3 separate regions of the Homo sapiens genome follow, and all the other regions are linked to region 2. A link is a loop called in an ENCODE intact Hi-C map of the cell type or tissue named here. Cell type or tissue: A673. All regions are shown on one strand.

Region 1 (8,000 bases), 1.1 Mb after region 2:
GCCATCTTTTATGGGCATGGTTCATGCTATCCCAAAACAATTACAAAAAGGAACATCAAAGATCTCGGATCATAGATCACCATAAAAGGTATAATAGTAATGAAATCATTTATAATATTGTGAGAATTACCAAAATGTGACACAGAAACATGAAGTGAGCAGATGCTGTTGGAAAAAGTGGTGCAGATAGGCTTATTTGATGCAAGGTTGCCACAAACCTTTGGTTTGCAAAAAACTCAGTATCTGTACAATAAGCTAAGCACAATAAAATGAAATATGTTGGCCAGGCATGGTGGCTCACGCCTGTAATCCCAGCACTTTGGGAGGCCGAGGTGGGCAGATCACTTGAGGTCAGGGGTTTGAGACCAGCCTGGCCAACATGGCAAAACCCCGTCTCTACTAAAAATACAGAAACTAGCTGGGCATGATGGTGCATGCCTGTAATCCCGGCTACTCAGGAGGTTGAGGCAAGAGGATCACTTGAACCTGGGAGGCGGAGGTTGCAGTGAGATGAGATCATGCCACTGTACTCCAGCCTGGACAACAAAGCAAGACTTCCTCTCAAAAAACAAAACAAACAAACAAACAAAAACATCCACCTAACGCCCCATGAATCTTGAGGTTTTCTAATTTGGCTGGTGGGAACAAGCATTTTTCCATGTCATGTGCGAGCACCAAATCCCATGCCTCTACTACATTTGGATAGTTCTTTCCCTGACCTCAGGAGATTTGGTCACACATGGGTTGATTGGCACTCTGCTAAAAACTGAAGGGGAACTTTTGCAAATGGCCTTTCTCTCTCTCTGTGCAGCTTTCTTCTCCCTGGTGTTCTCTGCAAAAAAACTCTAGTCATCTTGGTCTCCCTGGACTTTCATCTTCATTTCCTAAAACCCAAGAATTTTCTGAGCTCTACTTTGGTTTTCTGTCCTCCTGTTTCAGCCTAGAAATTCTTACAGCAGTAAAATATTGCACCATAGGGTCATCCATTTCCCTTTTGTTAAGGATCTCTGTTCTTTGTTGCCTGATATCCAGTGACTTGAAAACTGTTGTTTTAGATGGAGTTTTTATTTCATTTTGTTTCTTATTTTTTGTTTTGGTTGTTTCTTGTGAGATGGTAAATTCAGTCTCTGTTACTTTTTCCTGACCAGGATTCAAGGATTAAGTTTTGTTATGTATTAATTCAATTAAAGGTATTTTTTGTGTTTTTAAAAATTATACATTGGAGATGCCAAGACATAAAATCCTATAAAATAGTTAAGTGTGCTGAAAATTATTTTAACATGGAGTACATATATGGGATATGTAAATTAAATATTATAAAACAGGTTAAAGTAATATATGATTAACTGTCAAATTAAAGATGGTAAGGAAAAGAACTCAAAATAAGAATAATTTATTGATAATTATATGTTTAGAGACCCCTTCATGGGTCTCTACTATCATCATGAAGATGATAATACAGGAAAACTCTTGATAGCTGGTATGGAATATTTTCATAAAGTCCTTTTATGCAGGTAAATGACATTATATAAAGATGTGTTGTACAAAATGATTAATGAAGAGATTATTTTATGTCAGAGGACAATAAAGGATTAAATGTTTGAAGACATATGTAAATATCAGATTTTAGAAACTTTAAGTTTGTCTTTTTATATAAAGGCAATAGTAAACCATTAAAATTTTTGGCATTCATTTGTAATAAGATGGTGAATGCCACTTTGAACAAGAATAATCAGGAGGAAGTGACAAGGAAGCAAATACTAGACAGACTAGAAAGAAAACTATTATACTTAATCAAGGTGGATTAAATCATTGTAACAAAGATGAAAAGAAAAGACAGAGCAGCATTACATTATATAAATTTCCAGTAGTTGGTGACTAATTATATGCAAGAATGAGAATATGGGAAATTTTTAAGATGAATGAAATTTTAATAGAAAGAGCATAATGAAACTATCAACAGAAAAATGTAACATCCATAGCCTATAAAACTAAAATAAAAGAACCCAGGAAAAAGTAACGGCATCATCATAAAATATAAAAAATAAAAAAATTATGAAGTGTGCAATAAGTGCCAGCACTATTAAGTCTTTACATGGAATACTTCATTTAATCACTACAGCATTATTATCAGCTTATGTGATTGTCTTTCTGTAATTTAAAAGTAAGAAAATAAGTATTCTATCCAAGATGATAGGAAGTGATGGGGGCAGGATTTGAATTTCAATATATCCAACTTCAGAATCCAGTCTCTTATTACAGATAATTACTAAAACGTTATAGGCATAGTTTTAAAGAAAATGTATTGGGCAGGAGTTTGTCTAACACTGTATATGAAATAGGAAAATATAGTTGATTTGTGTGATATCCAGCCTTAAGGAAAATTTTTGATAGCCGTAAGTAACGACTACTCTCACAGTTCTGCCTATCAACAATCTAAGATAGTATTGCAATGTTCTACATATTTAAGTGTCGATTATATTAATTTTTCATTTGGGCATAATAATATTATTTTATTTTATTTATCATGATTTGGCCACTAAGCCAAATAAACAACAACAAAAGAATTTAAAAATATTAATGCTAGTACTTACCAGGACTTGATTCACAGTACATTTATGTCTTCGATAATTGGGATTACTTAACTTTCTTTATTATTTAGCTACTCAGTAAATCTAATTGACAAGAAACTACTAAAGTCTCAAATCTCATAATGCATTTTCTTTACACAATGGATTATTATTTTTTTAATCAGGAAGATAGTATTACTCCAGTTATATTTGTTTTCTGTAATAAAAGAGTTATAGTTAGTGTCACTATAAACTACTCTTACAGCCTATTTAGAATTGTCAAAATATCAAACTTATATGTAAAGTTATATATTAATATGTAAAGTATATGTTTCAAACTTATATACGTAAAGTTTGATATATTGACAATGCTACACACACAGAGACATACAACACACAGACATTCACAACACAGACATACAAATAAACACACAAACACACACACAAACTAATAAGCAGAGAGAAAATGGGGGGACTGAATTACTTAGTACATGCTATGTTACAGACACCATGCTAAACATTTTTATTTAGATTATCTCATTTATTACTTTAAACAATTATCTTTATTGTCTGAAATCTGCCCAATGTTACTCAGGTAATAAGCTTTGGAGCCAGATTTCAGCCTTTGATGTCTGACTTCAGAGTTCAAGTTCTTAACCACAATGTCATACGGCTCTGTACTCCAAGATATACTGAGTCACTATAGTGTCTGCCATTTATTTTAATAAAGGATATCCTGTGTGGTGAGGCCAATTTTTAAAAAGGGAACCTCTCAAATAAAATGCACGCCTGTTTCTCCTTACCATACAGCCATACCTGTTCTCTAGAGATCTCTGAGTTTCTCTTTCCTCACCTTCATTTCTGAGTTACCTGATTTGTGAGACATGGTTATAAAGCAAGGTAGCTGATGTTTCCATGAAAGTACCACAGATGTCTTCAGCACTTTTGTCTCCCTGACCACTCTAAATTAAATGCAATAGCAACAAATTCTGATTTTTGCTTAAGGTGATTTCACTTTTCATAGTGCTTGTCAATGATCTAGAGTCAAACCTGGTGGCTAAAAGAAATGACCAAATAAGAAATACCATTTAGGGTTAAAAATACATGAGTCATGGATTTTAAGCACCAAGGAAGTATTCTCATGTGGCTCATAAAATGTCTCTCATGGCGATGCAGAAAAGAATTTTCAAAAATATTTTGAGTGTAGCAACATTGTAGGACGAATGTACAGCCTTCTCAATCTTTCATTTTAAAGCTGCCACAATAATTTGGATTTATATATAATGGGAAAATTTTTGAGAGGAAAAGCTGATAATGTCACTTTTTAGTAATAAAATATATGTCTACTCCTAAAAGAGAGGGCATTTTGTGAGCTCACTCTGAGACTAAACAGAGACTAGTACATTACTAGACACAGGGGGTTAATAAATGTCTTTCAGTAATAAAATTGGATTTCATATTAATTGAACTGAATCACATGACCCCTCAATTTACATATTTAAGTATTTTCACTCCTCATGTTGGTGGATGTTTATGATGATTTCAGCAACTATTTTCACAGAATAATTTTAGTTATCTAAATCTTAAATATAAAATGTTAGGTCACTGGAAAGTAGTGTAAATTGAGAGTTAAGCATACAATATCAGAGGATACTTATTTGGAGTTGCAATCCTGACCTCTTTCACAAAATTGCATGAATGGAAATGTATTCTAATTTTTTATTCTCTAGGAAGCTCCACAGAATAGAACCTGCCATTAAATGATAGTCCGGAATATTATGATATGGGTGTTGATAAACTCTGTAAAAGTCAGTGGATGATGTTTAAGAAAAAATGGCAGGGACATAGGAAACTGAAACCAATGTGATATGGCTATTTTTTGAATACTAACCTTTTAAACTTTGAGTGTACTCAAGTAAAGAAGGGAAAATAAAATAAAATGTGGCTACCTCACTGCCTTAGAAAAGTTATAAATTCTTCATACCACGGAAGGAATCTTGTCCTATGCGGACAATTTATTTCATGGATAAATAAATAAAATAATGTTTTAAAATGTAAAACAAATTTTTATGTTAGAGGATGGCATAGTGTCATCTTAATAATTTTATGTTTAAATCTATGAAATTCAAAAAAAGTTGTCATCTGTCATTGAAATAGCAACCTCCTTCATATTCTAAAGGCAATCATATTCATATTGTATCATAATTTTACATTTTTAGTAGTAACTAAGATCTATTTATATGGTGACATGGTTTTCCCTACTTACAGTTCCTTTCCCTTCATTCATAACCTTTTTTTGTGTGTTTTATACAGTCTGTCTTTATACTTTATTCTGGTTGATATAAAAGACCAAAAGGTGTTCTAACATTCAACTTGCTCTGTGGGAGGTAGAAAATTCTTTTATTTTCTATCCATTTGAGGAGTTTGACTCTATCCTAAGTCAGTAGAAGCTGAGAGTAAGGAACTGAGGAGGTGGAAATGATTACAGAATTACAGTCAGGGGCAAAGTGGTGAAAGATATTGTATGTGAATGAAGAATACCATATGGTATTGATTTCATTTGTATGTCATGACTGCTTATTTTTCTAATACCCTTCTCTCCACATGTTTTAAGATATCTTTAAAAAATCTTCAAAATGTCTATATTTTCTGAATTTAGAATCCATAGAATCCTTGCTTGCTAATACTCTTCTAAAGTTTAGCTCTATACAATTGTTATTTTATGTCTCAAGTTCTGAATAACACTAGCATTATAAAACATCAGTATTATATGGTCCAGTAGCAATATTCATTTATTGTATTACAGGATTATGCATAGTAACATAGTAACACTTGAACTTATTCTTTTTTTATTTTATTTAATTTTTTTGAGACAGGGTCTCACTCTGTTGCCCAGGCTGGAGTAGAGTGGCATAATCAGGGCTCACAGCAACCTTGACGCCCTGAGCTCAAGTGATCCTTCTACTTCAGCTTCCCGGGTACCTGGGATTACTGGTATCTGCTACCACCCCTGGCTAAGTTTTTTCTATTTTTTTGTAGAGACAGGGTTTCACCATGTTGCCCATGTTGGTCTTGAGCTCCTAGGCTCAAGCAGTCCACCCACCTTGGCCTCCCAATGTGCTGGGATTACAGACTTGAGCTACTGCACCCAGCCTCTTGGCTTTAGTTTAAACTGTATTTCTTGCGTTTTAAAATAATTTTAATTGATGGTATTTGCCCTCCATACTCCTTATTGCTTTTTCTATTTGCTATTTCCATAATTATTATTTTCTGTCTATTGTTCACTGTCTTCTTCAAAAGCTTCTATCCCAGCACCAGTTATAAATATAAATATTATTTATATATTTTCTCTTTAATTCAAAAGAAAGATCTTAAAATGCAAAACCTGATATCTATAAAAAGGCAAAAAAAAAAAAGAAGAGGAAGAAAATAAAGGAGGAAGGAGGATATAAAATGAGGGAAGAAGAGAAAAGGAAGGGATAGATTATTAAATTAGAATAGGTTGTCACATATAGTTTTATTATTCCTACACATGAGTCAAAAAGATCGATTTCTTATACAAAAATATGAAAGAGGCAATTTAGTCCACATTAAAAAATTGATTTTTTTCTATATCAATTATCCAGGAGCATTTTAAAGAAATAACCATGTCATGCTGCTTTGATTAGTCTCTACAACATATTTAGAATTTTTTAAAATAAAGCAACTATTTTTTATGACATGAAGAAATGGAATTCTCACACCAGAAAGAAAGCAAGTGACTTTAGTACAGAGAACTTCCTCCATACATACAAATAGTTCAGATGACTCTTTGTGCACCTCTGTGTTTTTATGTCCAAAGTGACTAAGGGGAGTTTAAACTGGCTATCCCTTCATGTATTTCTGCCAAATAATAGTATGAGCTCATTCTGTGTGGGTTTTGAACCAGACTTACTTTTCTTTTCCTTGCTGATTTTCAAACTATTGAACATCTTTAGACCATTTTCTTCTACACTGGCAAACTGTTGAAATCTGTAACTAAGAGAACTCTTAGTCTCTGTTGTATCCCCAGCCCCCACTTCGCTACTCACTTGGTGTGGAAATTTAAAGGTCCTTGAATCTTTGGAACCAACTGTGGTTTTCCCTCCAACTTTTATCACCAGCACTTTCACCAGACAGCATTTCAGCAACAAACTCCCCACTTCTTTTCTAGTCCAGTATGAACTGTATTTCAGCCTCGATTTCAGCCATTCTTACCCTCTACCATTTATTCCCAACGTAGACATGGTGATATTATTTGTTAAAATTAGTCAATTGTTGTTTCTCTCCACTTCCCTCCAATGGTTTTCCCATTTATTCAGAATTAAAGCCAAAATCCTTACAGGACTTTGACTACCATATACAATTTGACTTTTGAGACTCGTTACTCACCCCATCAGTCCTACCACTCGAGGCACACTAGACCCCTTGATGTTCCTCAAATATATCCTCACCTTTGGGATTTGCCCTGGCTGTTCACTAGGCCAGGAACAGTCTTTTCCAGGTGTCTGTATGACTAATATCCTCAGCTCCCTTAAATGTTTGATCAGATCAGTGGTGAGCTGACTTTTATTCAAAATATTCCATTCACATATCCCTTCTTTATCTTCCCAGTGTATTTTTCATTTTTCATGTTAATTATTATATCATACAAACAATGTAATATGCATATTTATTATGTTCATGATAGTTTGTCTATTTCCTTTTCCTCTCTCCCTTTTCCTGTTTTCTGCTCACTGCATACTACAACATAAACTCCAAAAGGGAGAGGTTCTTTCTTCTACTTACTGATTAATCCTAAGCACCTTGAAAAGATCATGGACCACAATTGCCATTCAATACATATTTAAGGAATTTATAAATGCAAGTATTTCCAGAGGTGTCATTAGGTTAATAAGCATTTTATTTTGATGTTGGCCTTCTTTAGCCATGCAATTAAAAGATTGTTCATTTCATGGATTATTTTTCAATTTTATTTCTGATTATTTAAGACTGTGTTGGCATAGCAATTTTTATGTGATCCATGAATATCTCCTGCATTCGGAATTGTTCCTATTGTTAAGGAATTCTCCATAGATACTTGCAATACTTTCCATATTCTCACAAGTTTTTTCTTTTTGTTTTTTAACCTCTTTCTATTAAAATCATCTTCCTATTCTGAATACATATTTCAGTCTTATAGTTTTATACTTTTCAACATGATGAGTTATTTATCATAGCAAATAAAAATTATCATTTAATGAAAAATGTAACGGCCAAGAAAAATATTATTTTGCATGGCAAATCATGCCATCTGTTAGCAAAATACAGAATTGACAAGCTTTCACTCTAGTTTTATTCTGTGAAGACTTGCACATTTAAAGTTTACAAATACAGGCACTTTTTTGCATCCACCTGTAAGGTAGAAGAAGT
Region 2 (8,000 bases):
AATTTTTCCTTAGTTCTTTCATTTACTACTAGCTTATCTTTTAAAATATATCTAGCATGTATGTTTATAAAATATAGAACATCACATAGAAATATATCACCTTTCTCTAAAGCAATGTTAAGCTTTCATCATTCATTTGTTCAATCACTAAATACTTATTGAGCATCAACTATGTACCAGGCACTGTGCAGGAGATGATAATAATAGATGGTGGTGGTGATGAGGAAGAGGCACACAGGTAGAAGAAAGCAAGGAAGTAAAGAAAACCAAAAGAAACAGCCAGAGAGACCAGGGAATTGGAGTATGTTGTCAAAAAGCCCTAAGAGAGGGAGTTCTTTTTTTTTTTTTTTTTTAGAAGGAGTGTCACTCCATCGCTGGAGTGCAGTGGCGCTATCTTGGCTCACTGCAACCCCCACCTAATTTTTGTATTTTTAGTAGAGACAGGGTTTCACCATGTTGCCCAAGCTGGTCTCAAACTCCTGACCTCAGGTGGGCGTCAGGTGGGATTACAGGTGTGAGCCACTGCGCCTGGTCTGAGAGTATTTTTAAAAAGTGTTTAACTGTGTCGAAAACTCTGAAGGAATTAAGAAAAAGGATACTGAACATTTTTCATTATATTTGCTAATGTGGAGGTCATTAGTGGCTTTGCAAGAATAGTTTTAATGGAATAATAAGAGCTAAAGCCAGATTAAAGGCCATTAAGAAGTGAGTGGAGACAGCCTGTGTAAACAATTCTTTCGAGAAACTTGACTCTCAAGGGCAGTACCTCAGAAGGAATATATAGTCAATGATTTTAGAAGTACATTAAAGGACCCAAATTATTTGCTTTTTCTCCCTTTGAGAAGAATTCTTTTAGTTATCCTCCCCTAGATTTTGGGCTGGCCTTAGTGACTTGCTGACCAATAGAATGTGGCAAAATGATGTTTCTTGGCTTCAGAGGATAAGTCATTAAAAACTTTGCAGCATCCACCTGGACTTCTTGGAGTTTTTGCTCTTGGAGCCATGAACCACCATGTAAAAAGTCTGAGAACTGAGATTATGTTCTGAGGAAGCCTGGGCTAGACACATGAAGAGGCTACATAGAGAGAGGTACCTGGATAGCTCCATCTGTTCCAGCCATCCTAGTGCAGGCAACAGGTCTTGAATGGAGAAGTCATTGTGATCGCAGCCTCAGCAGAAGTGATGTGAAGAACTGACAAACTCAGCTCACCAGGCCAAATGAGGCTCCAGACATATGGCCCCAGTTGAGCTATACCAACCATCTTGACTCTGCTGAAACATCCATTATTATGGAGCAGAGAAAAATCATTACCACTGTGCTCTGCTCAAATTCCTGATCTACAGTATGATGAACATAATAAAATAGTTGTTGTTTTATGTCATTAAATGTTGAGGAGGGTTTTTTCCACAATGATAAATAACTGGAAAAACCTTACACATAGTAGCTGTTCAACAAATATTTATTTAATTTAATAGTATGATTCACAAAAATTCAATTTATTTGATTTATTAAATGGAGCACATGCTTAAATTGGACATATATATAAAATGAAATTTTCTTAAGATGAATGTGTAATTCAGCATTCCAATCATTTAATTGGTCATTTGTCCTACTAGTCAAAATTGGTGAAAATTTTTATATTCTTAAATTATTTACACTCAAATTATTGAAAGTTTCTGTATTTTTAAAGCAACTTCTATATACCCAAATTTTGCAAAACGTTTGATATTGACTTGATCTATACTTACTTTGTTCCAAGAATTATTCTAAAGGCTTGATGTGTATCAAATCATTTAACCTAAGAACAACCATACCAGGAAGGTATTATTTTAATCCAGATTTTACAGAAGAATAAATGGAAGAACTAAGAAGTTAAATAATATTGTCAAAGTTGTACAGCTAATGCCTGATCAAACAGGGATTTGAATCCAGGTACTTGGGCTCCGCAGCTTCTGGTCTTGCTAGATGACAGTCCTAGCACCCGCTCCTTCCCCAACACATGCATGTTGTTTGAGTCCTTTTTTCTCAGCATCTGGATGAGAAAAAGTATAGTTGATGGAAGTCCTTGAGTAGCAAGATTGAAGGAAAGTGAAGGAAAACTTTGGAACTGGGGGCACTTCCCAGGCTAAGTGTAACAGTGATAGGTTAAGGAAAAGGAGATGGTTGCTCAGAAAGACGAAGTCAAAGAAGCTTCCTCTTTTGTATCTCAGCCCAGGTCTTATCTGTACTCCCTCCTGTGCTGAAATGATTGATCAACTGAGCCTAAGTCAGTTCCAAAATGTATTTAAGATATGCTCCAACATAAAATCTTTTAGTCTCCAACATAAAATCTCCTCCAACGTAAAATCTTTTAGTCTCATTTTACTTAGAGCTTCCTATACATTTTGGCTATGCTACATAAGGCCTGAATGTTAGGTCACACGTCCAAATACAATTTAATTGTTAAGCTTCGCAGTCTTACATACATACAACTCAATATTCACAGTCAAATTTGTGATAAGTACAACCTCCCCTTTCTCCCAAAGTGGCATAATCACTGAAATACAGGCACTATACTGTTCTTCAGGAAGTTCTTGGCAGCTTTCAAATACTCCTCAGCAACATTATCCCACATCAACCTTCAAGGAAATGACACTGGACTGCTACCAAAGCTTTGTTATGTGTTACCCAGAAATATGACTCTCAGTGGTGAATTCTTGTAACTTTCTCTAAATGGATTATTCCCATCTGGAGAAGCATTATGTGTTAAAGGTGACTACTGATAGAGGTGGCAAGAGATAATTCCATAGCAGGAAAAGCAACTTGCAGTATTTTTTATGTCAAATTGACTTTATCCTAGTGAAAGGATAGTATGTGAAATAAAAATATCTTAAAAATGGAATTGTATAAAGAATAAAATGTCTCTTTTTCTACACATTTATTGATATGATTTGGTGGTGTCCCCAACCCAATCTCATCGTGAATTCTGGTTCCCATAATCCTCACGTGTCATGGGAGGGACCCAGTAGGAGGTAATTGAATCATGGGGGTGGTTACCCTCATACTGTTCTTGTGATAATGAGTGAGTTCTCCTGAGATCTGATGGTTTTATAAGGGGTTTTCCCTCCTTTTGTTCTGCACTTCTCCTTGCTGTTACCATGTGAAGAAGGACGTGTTTTCTTCCCCTTCCGCCATGATTGTAAGTTTCCTGAGATTTCCCCAGCCATGCTGAACTGTGAGTCAATTAAACCTCTTTTCTCTAGAAATTACCAAGTCTGTGGTATGTCTTTATTATCAGCGTGAGAATGGACTAATACGTTCATTAGATTACATTTTGGATAAAGCAGGTGTGATCAGCAACACTCTCACCATCAAGCATATCTTTGCTGTAACTCCCTTTGAATAGGAAAGAAAGTATCATTGTATATGTGTATGTAGGCACATGTGAATTTATCATGTGGAGGAAGCAGGACAAAGAAGGGGAAGATGAGGCCATAAAAGACAGGCATATAGGCGTCTGTGCTGGGGGAGTAAGCGTAGAGGTGCAAAAGAAGAGGGAGATTAGTAAATAATAAAAGGAAAAGTCAGGTTGTAACAAGGGACTAGGATGGTGATCCTAGTTAGCGGACAAAATAGTTTCTGAAGGCTTCTGTAAGTGAGGATTAGACATTTTTATTGATGGGTACTTGAATTTTTCTCCTACTCTATTTTCAAATGAAGCAGATTAATATTCTTGCTTCTTATAAGAAAACTTTAGTTTCCAGACAGTGATAATTTTCACAGCATGAAAATGTTACATAGTCTTCTGACTAACCTCAGTTACTTAAGTATTGTAAGGTTCTATTTTCAGGTATCATCTGTTTTCAGATACTTTTGCTATAGTGATGCTTCAGGCATCATTTTCTTATTTTTAGGATACAATGGCCTCTGGGTTTCTGCCATTCATTTTCTGACTGTGGTATCCAAAACCATTCGAACAGAAGGTGCATGGTGGCACACACTCTCAGCTGTGGACCCGTGTCGTTCTCAGGCTTCCTCCTAAGGACAGAGCCCTGAATGTCATCGTGGGCCATGTGCTTCTGAAAGAGAGCTCCTCCTTTTCAGCCCTGGGGGATGTGTCTTAAGTAATGGTGATTCAGTTCACCCAGTTATTGGTTTAAGCATGTGCATGTCATGTGTTCTGGCCAATGAGATAGAAGGAAAAGTCATCTGGGGATGTGTCAGCTCTTAATTTATTGCCTCAGCTCTGAATGCATCCTTCGATACATGCTCTATGATCAATAACAGAATTCCTTTAAGATTTTCTCTTTAAAGTAAGTATGACACTAAGCATTCTCAGTAGAGGGCGCTGGAGAAACATCGTAGGAGGCAGAGGCTTCATGCAATTGCAGCCTGAGCTGAGGAGCGACTGTGTGGTTGTGGGTACTTGGAGTGGAACCTGCCTGAGCCACAGGTTCAGAACACGATTTCTCTGTGACCTTGTCGTCTTGGCCTGGAGATGAGCTGGCTGGTCTGCATGCAGCTGCCTGGGACCCAAGGGGTAGCCCCCTGTGCAAGCCCATTCCCACCAGCCCACAAGCTCTGAAGGTCTTTGCCCTCCACTGGGTGGGTGGGGGTGGGGTTGGGGCTGCTGAAGGTCTTTGCCCTCCACTGGGTGGGTGGGGGTGGGGTTGGGGCTGCCTGTTTGCCTAGCAACTCTAGATCAGTGCAGGTCTGGCTAAACTAGCTAACTTTCTTGCTATCCAGTGGCTGAAGCACACCTTTTCCAACAAGGCCTGGATTCCTCAGATTGTCCATGTCTTAAAGTCACTTTTATTATAGCTAATAATTTTTATTTTAAACTTTCTATATTTAACCTACTGTGTGATTTCTATCTCCTGATTAGATTCAGATTGCTACAGGGGGTTCCTGGGAAACAGCTCTTTAGTCATAAAAAGCAGTGAATGAATGAGTCTTCCCTTTTCTGACTCTGAATGTTAATACCATACATGTAACCCCCAGAACTACAGGGTTCATTTTTAGCCAATGGGAAAAGCCAAGGAAAGAACCTGGATTTCTTTTTTTAATTTTAAGTAGATATGAGGGTCTTGCTATGTTGCCTAGGCTGGTCTCAAACGTCTGGGCTCAAGTGATCCGCCCATTTTGGCCACCCAAAGTGCTGGGATTATGGGTGTGAGCCACTGCGCTCGGTCAGAAACTGGATTTTTGATGACATCATCATGCCCTTGATTTGACCAACCCTGCTGTGGTCCTCAAATGAGGTTGTGAGGGGTGAGGGTGGGGAGAAGCACATACCCTTATATTTAGGCTACTTGGGGTTGTGATTTCACTTACTTGCAGGACAAAGCACTCCAACAAAAATGTAAAATATTCCCTTGTTTAAAGTCATCATTAGTCTTACTTTCTTTTTTTTGAGATGGAGTCTCGCTCTGTCACCCAGGCTGGAGTGCAGTGGTGCAGTCTCAGCTCATTGTAACCTCCACCTCCCAGGTTCAAGTGATTCTCCTGCTGCAGCCTCCTGAGTAGCTGGGAGTACGGGTGACTGCCACCATGCTCAGCTAATTTTTGTATTTTTAGTAGAGACAGGGTTTCATCATCTTGGCCAGGGTGGTCTTGAACCCCTGACTTCGTGATCCTCCCGCCTCGGCCTCCCAAAGTGCTGGGATTACAGGCGTGAGCCACTGTGCCTGGCCCAATCTTACTTTCTTTAAAGCAGTCACATTGTCTCTTGGCAAGCCTGGTGAGAACATCAGTTGTTACCCTTTTCATTCATTAGATTATATTACCCATCTTGCTTAACAAATTCCAGAAGAGCTCTAGTTTCCTTTCATTGTCACAAATATTCAAGTTCCTCATATCACAAAGTTACATCAGCATTTCTTTTATTCTTTCAGGTTAGTTTTCTTTTTCTTTTCTTTTTTTTTTTGTGTGTGTGACAGAGTTTTGCTCTGTCACCCAGGCTGGAGTGAATTGGCGCCATCTTGGCTCACTGAAACCTCCACCCCCCAGGTTCAAGCGATTCTCCTGCCTCACTCTCCCAAGTAGCTGGGATTATGGGTGCCACCACCATGCCCTGCTAATTATTTAATTTTTGAACTTTTAATAGAGACAGGATTTTGCCACGTTGGCCAGGTTGGTCTCAAACTCCTGACCTCAGGTGATCCACCCGCATCAGCCTCTTGAAGTTCTAGGATTACAGATGTGAGCCACTGTGCCCAGCCTCCTTTCTGATTATGTTGAATTTCTACTAGTTTTTATGGCCAAAAAAAAAAAAAGCCATTGACAGGAAAGCCCTGTGAGTTATTTCTTTGGAGGATAAAACATGTTACATGTCAATTCTTCCTCAGAAACCTGGAATGGCCTCTCTTCCAGGAAACAGACACTTCCCTCACTTTCTAACTTCTCTACTTTCACACAACTGGGTATAATGCTTCAATATAAGGCTCTGCTTAGAATGAATACTATACACACACAAGTTAATAAAAAGAGAAATACAGCACTCCAAGGCCTATTGTCTCACACCACCTGTGTCCCATGATGAGTACTTATAATTTACATCCTTGATTAAAATAAAATCTTTCCACAGTGGAGTGGGCTACAGAGAAGAAATCTGCCATATGGCTTTTACAGGTGTCGTCTGCTCATCATATTGTCATGGCATGGCTACTTTGCTCCTTGTTTACAGTATGTAGTTACTGCAGTTTCCTTTGCTTTCTGTGACTTCCTGAGGCTTCCTCCAGAAACATTTCCAGCACTCTAAGTATCACCAGTCCCTCCCTGTTGGAGCTGGTGACTGCAAATTCTTTGTTGGAAGAACAAAGGTCTTAAAATAATTCTTCCCATTTCACTCTACTCAGTCATCCTCCTTAAGCCCCCTCCCCTGCTTAGGATAGTGCATCTGATTATTGCTTCTCCTGTCTCTTAATGCCAGAATCTTATCCATGAGCCCCTCCCTCCCTCCCTCCCTCCCTCCCTCCCTCCCTTCCTTCCTTCCTTCCTTCCTTCCTTCCTTCCTTCCTTCCTTCCTTCCTTCCTTCCTTCCTTCCTCTTCTTCACAGAGCAGCTCACTCCACACTCCTTAAAGTGAAACCCCGTCTCTACTGAAAATACAAAAATTAGCGGGGGCATGGTGGCACGTGCCTGTAATCCCAGCTACTCAGGAGGCTGAGGCAGGAGAATCGCTCGAACCCAGGAGGCGGAGCTTGCAGTGAGCTGAGATCGCGCCACTGCACTCCAGCCTGGGTGACAGAGCAAGACTCCGTCTCAAAACAAAAACAAAAACAAAAACAAAAACAAAAACAAAAACCACTGCTTTTATTCTGGGCACTAAGGGAACAGATGTCCCTGAATCCCTTCCCAGACAGACCTGGTGGCCTGCATAAATATACTTCCATCTTGCATACATATTCTAGAGAATGATGACATGCATGCTTTCTATGGAGCTACCTAGGCAGTTAGGCTGCTCTTAAAGTTCATCAATGCCTTACTCACAGGAAAGGGAGGTTCAGACTCCTTGAATGTAGAAAGTTAACTGGTGTTTGCCTCGAAAAAAATAAAATTCAGGACTTAGTTAGAGGAGCAGGAGAAAAGGAGAAAAAAATAGGGCTGCTTTTTTTTTTTCACCTGCAGTGCTCCTCCCTTGCAATGCTTAAGGACACCTGCTAGTCTAAGAAAATGAAGGGTAAGATCCTGAGTATTTAGTGGACTGTGAGAGGAAGAAGCCATCAAGATGGGATTGCGAATCCCAGAATCTGAAACTCTTCAAGAAGCCACCCCAGGGGAGTGTCCTCAACATTTGTGTGCCCAAAAATGTAGTGCAAAATCATCATAACAGATGACCTTCTGATCAGAAAAGTCTTGATATTTCACTTTTAATAATCAGAAAAATAAAGTCTGTGAATGTACTTCTTTGAAACTCATAGAAGCCTTCAAAGATGAAACACTGAACTCAAGAGGTGGCTTGGATAAGTTATTTATTTTACAATTGGGGCAAAGAGGCTGAAAATTAAAAATCGAGAGT
Region 3 (8,000 bases), 1.6 Mb after region 2:
ACTGATTTCAAATAAGTCTGATGATTAATGGAGCACAAACATTTGTGAGTCATCGACTGAAAGCCTTAGTCTAAGAGCATATCTTTAATAAGACATAATTGAGACTGGTTAACTGTGATGTGTATGTATTCATTTTACTTTTCATGGAAATTTTAAAATAAATAAACTAAATAGATACATGTGGCATTATATTAAAGACCTATTGGTATTTTATTCTAACTGTTTTAAGTAGACAAAACTCTTTTCTAGTCAATTTGGTACATAACCAGTAGTCTAATTTTTTTGGCATATAAAAAGTAATAAAATGTCTATACTGAAATCATATTGCACACTTGGTGAACAAGCAATAAATATATGTTAATTATATACTCAAAATTCTTTCATTCAAAAAAATTTACTGCCAGGTACAGTGGCTCATGCCTATAAACCTAACATTTTGGGAGGCCAAGGCAGGAAGATTGCTTGAGGCTGGGAGTTAGAGACCACCTTGGGCAACCTAGAGAGACCCTGTCCCTATAAAAAAAATAAAAATAAATAACCAGGAGTGGTGACACATATCTGTAGTCCCAGCCACTCAGGAGGCTGAGGTGAGAGGATCAATTGAGCCCTGGAGTTCAAATCCACAGTGAGCTATGATTAGGCCACTGCACTTCAATGTGGGTGACAGAGTGAAACCCTATCTCTAAATGATAATAATAAAAATAATAAATTTTAAAAATTTACTGATAATTAAATTCAAGTCATTATGCTAGGCTATCGGAGACAGAGAGCATTAAAATGAATAAAATTGCATTACTGTTCTTAAAGAGATTGAAATTTAAAGAGGGAGAAAGCATAATAGCAACTACTGTGCAAATAATAATGCTCTGACTGGATTAAGAAAATGTGGCACAAATATACCATGGAATACTATGCAGCCCTAAAAAATGATGAGTTCATGTCCTTTGTAGGGACATGGATGAAGCTGGAAACCATCATTCTCAGCAAACTATCTCAAGGACAAAAAACCAGACACCACATGTTCTCACTCTTAAGTTGGAATTGAACAATGAAAACACTTGGAGACAGGAATGGGAACATCACACACTGGGGCCTGTTGTGGGGTGGGGGGAGGCAGGAGGGATAGCATTAGGAGATATACCTAATGTAAATGATGAAATAATGGGTGCAGCACACCAACATGGCACATGTATACATATGTTACAAACCTGCACGTTGTGCACATGTACCCTAGAACTTAAAGTATAATATATATATATATATGAAAAGAAAAAAAATAATGCTCTGAAATTCCCACTCTTAACCCCTCACAAAAAAAAAAAATAGAGATGAAGAGAAAATAAAACTTTTTAGGTATTTTTTGAAGGTTTCAGGTGGAATGTTTGTTAGTCACTAGAAGGGAAGGCTTGTGAGAACAGGGGTTATATGGTTTGGGCCTTTGTCCCCACCAGAATCTCATGTTCTGTTGTAATCTCCAATGTTGGAGGTAGGTCCTGGTGGGAGGTAATTGGGTCATGGGGTGGATCCTTCATAAATGGTTTAGCACCATCCCTTTGGTGTTGTTCTAATGGTAGAATTCTCATGAGAAATGGTTGTTTAAAAGTGTGTAGCACCTCCCCTGTCTCTCTCCCCTTCCTGCTTTGGCCAGGTAAGACGTGCCTGCTTCTCCTTCGCCGTCTGCTATGATTTTAAATTTTCTGAGGCCTCCCCAGAAGCCAAACAGATGGCCAGCATCATGCTTCCTGTACAGCCTGTGGAACCGTAAGCTACAGGCTTTTCTTGATAAATTATCTAGTCTCAGGTATTCTTTATAGCAGTGCAAGAACTGACTGATTCAATTGGATATGGTGTCCAATAAAGGAGTTAAGGAATGGACAGGTTGCTGGGGCTGGCTAACAATATTATGAGAGAGGATTGCAGGTCAAAAAGGCCTATTCCATAGATTAATTGTTGATGACAAATACTGAATGATAGAGTTGTTGGAATAGGAGATTTCCTTGAATAAAATGCTAACTCAGAAGGTAGACTAATTATAGATCAGCCAGTCTTTACATTCTAAATGAAATCTCAATATGGGCCTTGTTAAAATTAAAATCAGATGTGAATGTTCATTTCTTACTGATGAGCCTCTCCCAGAAAAAGTTATATCAATAACTGTGAAAGATTTACCCTACTTTCAAGTTAACAAGTTAACCTGCCACGATTTCATAGATGCTGGCAGAAAATATGAAACTCCTAGGCCAGAGATAAAGTGCATTATAATTCACAGTAATAGCAGTAGCAAGAGTGTCAGTATTTTCTTGAGCTGATTCCTCAAGACTCAATTCTTGCAGAAAGACCCAGTTATTATTAATTGAGTATTTGGACCCAAGGCTGTACTTATTACCAATGAGAATCTTGGCATTAAGCTTCATTATGTGTATTGTTAAAAAATATCTGTAGATAATTTTGATTTACAGTCTTTGTTAAAAACAATTCAATAAAGAATGAATTTGAAAAAGGTTTGTTAAGCTTAAATCACATTGGAAAGACAACAATTACTAGTTAAGTCTCTATTGTAAACTTTTTGTGTGTTCAGTACCATGCTAGAATTTGAAGAAAAAAAAATCTTAGATGACATGTGTTTTGTAAAAATTTGCATTATAACTGGAATTATAAAAATATAAGCATAATTCAGAGAAAAAAGTACATGGAACACAGATTAAAAGTATGGTATGTATGTAAAATAAAAAATGTTATTAATCTGAGAATAATATGTCATATTATGACTTGTTAATTAGAAACTGATTTTCATATATACCATAGAAATTGTTTCAATAATTAATTAATTAATCCATATTTCTGCTGTGTATATATATATAGAAAATGAAAGGTGCTATAGACAGTGCCTAAAACTATACTCTCTGGAGCCGAAGCACCTTAGTTGAAATCCAGCTGTTTTTCTCAGAATAAATGATTTTCGTCTCTCTAGGCCTCTAAATCCTCACAGGTAAAATCAGCATAATAATTGCATCTACTACCTGGATTGTTGTCATGATTAAAAAGTTAACATATGTAAAATCTTTAAAAAGTGTTTGTGTCACAGTGACTACTTAGTACATTTAACTTTTATCATTATTTCCAGGCCCTGAATTACTGTGCCATATGCTTGTCCCCCAACAAAGCACATACAGATAATTGTTTATTTGCTTGACTGTGTTTCTTGCTAGATTGTAAACACCATAAGATTAGGTACCATACTGTACTTATCATACCTGCAATACTTGCACAATTTCAGATCTGCTATAGCCATGTCATAGTTATGGAGTAGGGGAGAGGAGAAGGAGGAAGGAAAGAAACAAAGAAAGCAACAAGAAAAAGAATGAAAATGGTTTCTCCCCTTAAGAAACTCATATTTTATTAGGAGAACAGATGTGCATGCGGCTGATTAAAGTACACTTGCAATGTTTTGTTGAGGAGTAAGTAACAGATGAAGACTAGGGATAGCTATCTAAAGATGGGGAGACTCGTAGCGGTTTGGGGGACTATGGATGGGAGGGTATTCCGGTTAGAGGAAGCAACATAAACATAGAAATGGAGGCGTTAAAAGACATAGAATCTGCAGGGGAAAATGAGTTCACTTTGGCTTCAATATTATGTTCATAGGGAAAATTGAATACCATACAAAGCTGTGGTGGTAAATTAGATCCAGACTTCACAGGACTCGGTATGTCATAACCTTTGTTTACATGAGATGAACTCAGTTTTGTTTTTGTTTTTGGATTTCTTTTTTTGTTCAAACACTTATTTATTTTACATTTCATGTGCCTTGTAGTTACTTTGAAAAAAATAAAAAAATTGAAGTATTTTCTTTAATTCTGCTAGCTTTTGGTACATTTGTATGGTAACTATTTTTGTTAAAAGTAAGTATATGTAACATGTTTTATCACTCTGTCATTGGAAATTTGAGCCAGTCGCTGTGCTACGAGGCCCTCTAAATAATTAAGACATAACTAGAGGGCTGTGATTCAGTAAATCATGGTGCTAGCCCAGGGATTGGAAAGGGCCTCGGGTTTCTAACCCCCAGCCCGCTAATGAATCCCCTCTACAACATCGCCACCAAGTGGCCATAGAACCCCTACGGGAGGCGCTGGACTGGGTTAGAGAATGCTTTGCTCTGCAAGTAAAACCATAGTGAGTTAGACTTTAAAGGTAATCAACAAAAAGTAGTGTGTTTAATTTAAAACGCGTGTCAGTATTTATCATTAAGGTCCCCAATTCTTAGGGAAAATCCATTTCTTTTTTTAACAGAACTTGAGGAATAGAATTGAAACAGATATTTCCTAACCTTAACAATATTCATTTTTAAATGTTTCTTTCCACACATAGTCTTCTGGACAGAGGATAAGTAAAAGAAGCCAAGGGTTCATGAATATGAACAGAGATACAGCAAAAAGAAAGCAGGAAAAAAGAGAAAAGAAATGGACAACACACTAAAAATGGCTTAGTGGGCTGCTATTTGCCTTAGGTTTTTATTTTTATTTAAAGGATGAACACAACATTACTTTAAAAACATTTATTAGTATTACAGGTAGTGTTAGATCAGCTAGTGTTTCCATCAACCCATGCAGTAAACACTTGGAAGTATAAACATATAACACCTGGCAACATATAAGCAGAATTTGAAATGAGTGGAAAGGAATGATGACAAATAACGAGGTATGGGCCGCTTGTTCCTAAATATACAGAGTTGGCTTATTTTGCCAACTCAATGTTCGGGACGTAATTTTATTAAGTTGATGCTACAGATACTTATCGTTCTCATAAAGCAACTACAATAACAAAAACAAAAGTAAATAAAATAGCCAACACTGAGCCAAAACCAAACTTTCTTTTTGTGAAGAAGAAAATATAAATTATTTACCCTATGAGAACAACAGGTAACAGTATTTATTCCCCATCTCAGTAAGGACAGAATTATTTGTGGGTAAAAAAATAATGTTACCTCTGGAAATTTGCAGCTATAGATATGTATTTTCTAAATTAGTTTCACTGTTACAGGGCAAATCATCAAACCATCAGCAGTATAAAATGTGGCACCAAGATATTTCATGTCCAGACACTATTGCCAAAATTCTACTCTTTCATCCCTCTTAATATATTTGTTCCTTTATATATTTTTTATACTGTGCTTTGTTCCAGAGTGACACACACACAAATACACACATGTATACATACATAATACACACACTTAAAAAATTGAGTGTATAGTTGAGTGACTTAGGTTGAAGAGAAAATAAAAAAAAGAAAATTATAAAACCAGGCCCAATAAGCCATACCAGGTGGTCCAGTGAAGTCGCTAAAAGTGATGACCATTAGATGAGACTAAAAATAGGCTCTAAAACCTTTCTTCTCAGACTCACAGGACCATAATTATCATCATTTCAAAACTGTTCATCACACTGACTGTGTTTCCACTCTTTGTGACCACCATTCGATGTCATTAGAGTCTTTGTTTGTCAAGATGATTGGATGTTGCTCTTGGGTGTCCCTGCTGATGAGGAATGTCAGTATAGCTTTTAGGACTGGGTGTAGGAGGGTGGCCTAAAATGATTGACTCATTTTACTCTTTGGTACTATGTAAAGAACGCATATCCTGAAATTGGCTTCCCTCCTAGAACCCACACTTTATGTGTCTGAAGGTATTGCAAACAGAGTAATTGCACAAAATTCAGCTCAGAACCCCAAGCTTTTACCAATGGGCCTGAAAACATTTCTTCTTCCTTTGCTGGAGATGGGATCTTTGTTTTTATATCTGTTAGGCTTTACTCCTTTTTTTTTTTTTTTTTAGACGAAGTCTCGCTCTTGTCCCCCAGGCTCTTGTCTCGAGTGCAATGGTGCAATCTTGGCTCACTGCAACCTCCACCTCCCAGGTTCAAGCCTTTATTCTTAATATTGCTACATAACTAAAAAGAGGTTTTTTTCTTTTTTTTTTTTTTTCCTTTTTTGGAGAAGGAGTAGGGAAAATGCTCTAACAATAGAACCAATGTCTCAACAATTTCAGGAATAAATTCTTAATATGCAATTTCAACTCATTTGACTAAATGGAAAGATATTTTCAATGTACCTTGTGATCAAATACAACTGAAAATTTGATAAAAATTTAACTAAAAACAAAACTGTAACTTCATCCATGTGGCTTTGATCACAGCACCTCATCCAAATATACACCCTACAAAAAAATCCATTTCTGTCTATTAAATAGTAACAGCCAACTATACAATATTCACAACCATATAGCACATAATGTTATGGCAGCCACTGTTCCAAGAGTTTACAGAAAGTAATCTATTTACCTTTGCAAAAATCCTAGGTAGGAACTACCTATGGTAGGAATTATCACTGTGTGACAAATAAGGAAACTGAGCCACTGAGAGATTAAATAACTTGCCTAGAATCACACAGCTAGTGAGCGGCAGAGCCAGGATTCACCCTGCATTCTGAGTCCAGAGCCCATGATCTCATCCATTAGATATTCTGCGTCTCAGAGAGGTGTAAAGTTTTTATGTTAACATATCTTTCAGTACCATATTAGGTTACGTATTTTATCCTCAGTTTTTGATCTGACTAGGCAATTACAAACTTCTTTGGATATTAGTTAATCTGAAACTTTAGGTGTGTAAATATAGTTACTTAAATTCTCAAGCATCTTTGATATGCTTAGGTAGGCTGATCAAACAATAAACCAGAATTAATTCTAGGTGTGACATGGGAAGCCATTTTAACACTCTGTGGCTAGGTTTCTTCATTTGTAAAATTTGGGTTTTCATATAATATGCTTCCCAACCATAAATGGAAACTAAGCATGAATGTGATTACATAAGCCAAGATAATTAAACTCCTTTAAGAAACACTGTTATATAAAGTAGTATTTGAATTGTAGACCATCTCCCTAAGGATTCTGCCTCACTTATAACCCAACTGTACGAGTACATGGACCATGGGCATAGGAACCTCTGGGATGCTTACAAAACATATGGTTATGGAATCTCTACTTTGCCCTACTCTATCAAAATCTTTGGAAGTTTGGCAACAGTATATGTGTTTTATGAATTCCTAGGTGATTCTTACATTCTAGAATTTAGTTATCACTGCTCCTGAACAAGTCTTTGCTTCTCCAAACTACTAACACATTCAAATAACCTGGGAGCTTCAAAGAAGTTGAACCAAATGAATCCAAATCTTGGGTGGGCATGGAGCCTGAGAATATGATATTGTTAAAGCTCATCAGCTGCCTCATGCCACCTATGCACTCAGACCTACAAACCACTGCCTGCCTTTGAGTTCATAGAAAGCCATAGAAGGGAAGTACATTCTTTCTGATTTCAATAATCTAGAAATGATATTGCATTGTTAATGATAAAAATGGTTATCTTTGCCAGGCTATTCTTTTCAACTTGTGAAAATATTAATGTTGAAATACATGTTCTGCCTCGACTGTCACAAAAGTAACTGTCCAGGAAGCTCCTGTGTTGATTTCCTTTTTAGCATTATAATGGAATACTCATGGTCTAACAAGATCATGTAATGGTAGGCTTGATTACATGACTTTAGGGGTTGTTTATATTTGCGTTTGTGGAGTTTCCTGGCCTGACAACATATGAACATACTCGGTAATGAAATGCTTGTATAAACCCTAATCTTCAGGTCCCAGGTATGCTCTTGAGGCTTAAATACTATTCATGAGTGATGCTATACAGCCCGTTAAATCTCCTCACTCTTTCCATATGGAAACACTTTGCTTAAAACTGTTCTCTAGGGACAGAGAAAAAAGAGAGGAAATTATTTATCAAATATGTTGGGATTTTTACAAGGACATGCTATATACTGTATACTCAAGTGACGATTCTGAATGGACTGTGATGACCAAAGACTTTAATTTTGTGATTTAGACTGACATTAACATCTTAACTTCCCGATTCAACAAATGGTAGTTTAGCAGTGCAATAAGGCTAGACGTC

What was found. Hi-C counts contacts between places; a loop is a spot of excess contacts. Peaks named below come from ENCODE experiments on the same cell type or tissue, not always from the same donor. Only the 100,000 strongest peaks of a DNase experiment are listed, where the experiment ranks them.
Region 1: a loop joins it to region 2, with 4 times the contacts of the local background. A loop is called at or near these places in 3 of 110 quality-filtered maps.
Region 3: it touches region 2 in a loop (5-fold over the local background); 7 of 110 quality-filtered maps call a loop at or near these places.

The regions. Positions count from the first base shown.
Region 1 is chr3:89,297,472-89,305,471 of GRCh38, forward strand. All of the region lies in intron 3 of EPHA3 (EPH receptor A3), which reads left to right. Among named protein-coding and RNA genes, the nearest start is that of EPHA3, 190 kb to the left of the region's middle. In A673, no CTCF peak of the experiment used is centred here; DNase peaks (open chromatin) are centred at 3,280 and 3,720; H3K4me3 peaks cover 597 bases; H3K27ac peaks cover 1,128 bases.
Region 2 is chr3:88,215,123-88,223,122 of GRCh38, forward strand. No RefSeq gene overlaps it. Among named protein-coding and RNA genes, the nearest start is that of C3orf38, 69 kb to the left of the region's middle. RefSeq lists an enhancer at 4,242-4,411. In A673, a CTCF peak has its summit at 4,316 (motif pointing right); DNase peaks (open chromatin) are centred at 4,359, 6,799 and 7,429; H3K27ac peaks cover 2,949 bases.
Region 3 is chr3:89,848,123-89,856,122 of GRCh38, forward strand. No RefSeq gene overlaps it. Among named protein-coding and RNA genes, the nearest start is that of EPHA3, 740 kb to the left of the region's middle. In A673, a CTCF peak has its summit at 4,117 (motif pointing left); a DNase peak (open chromatin) is centred at 4,069.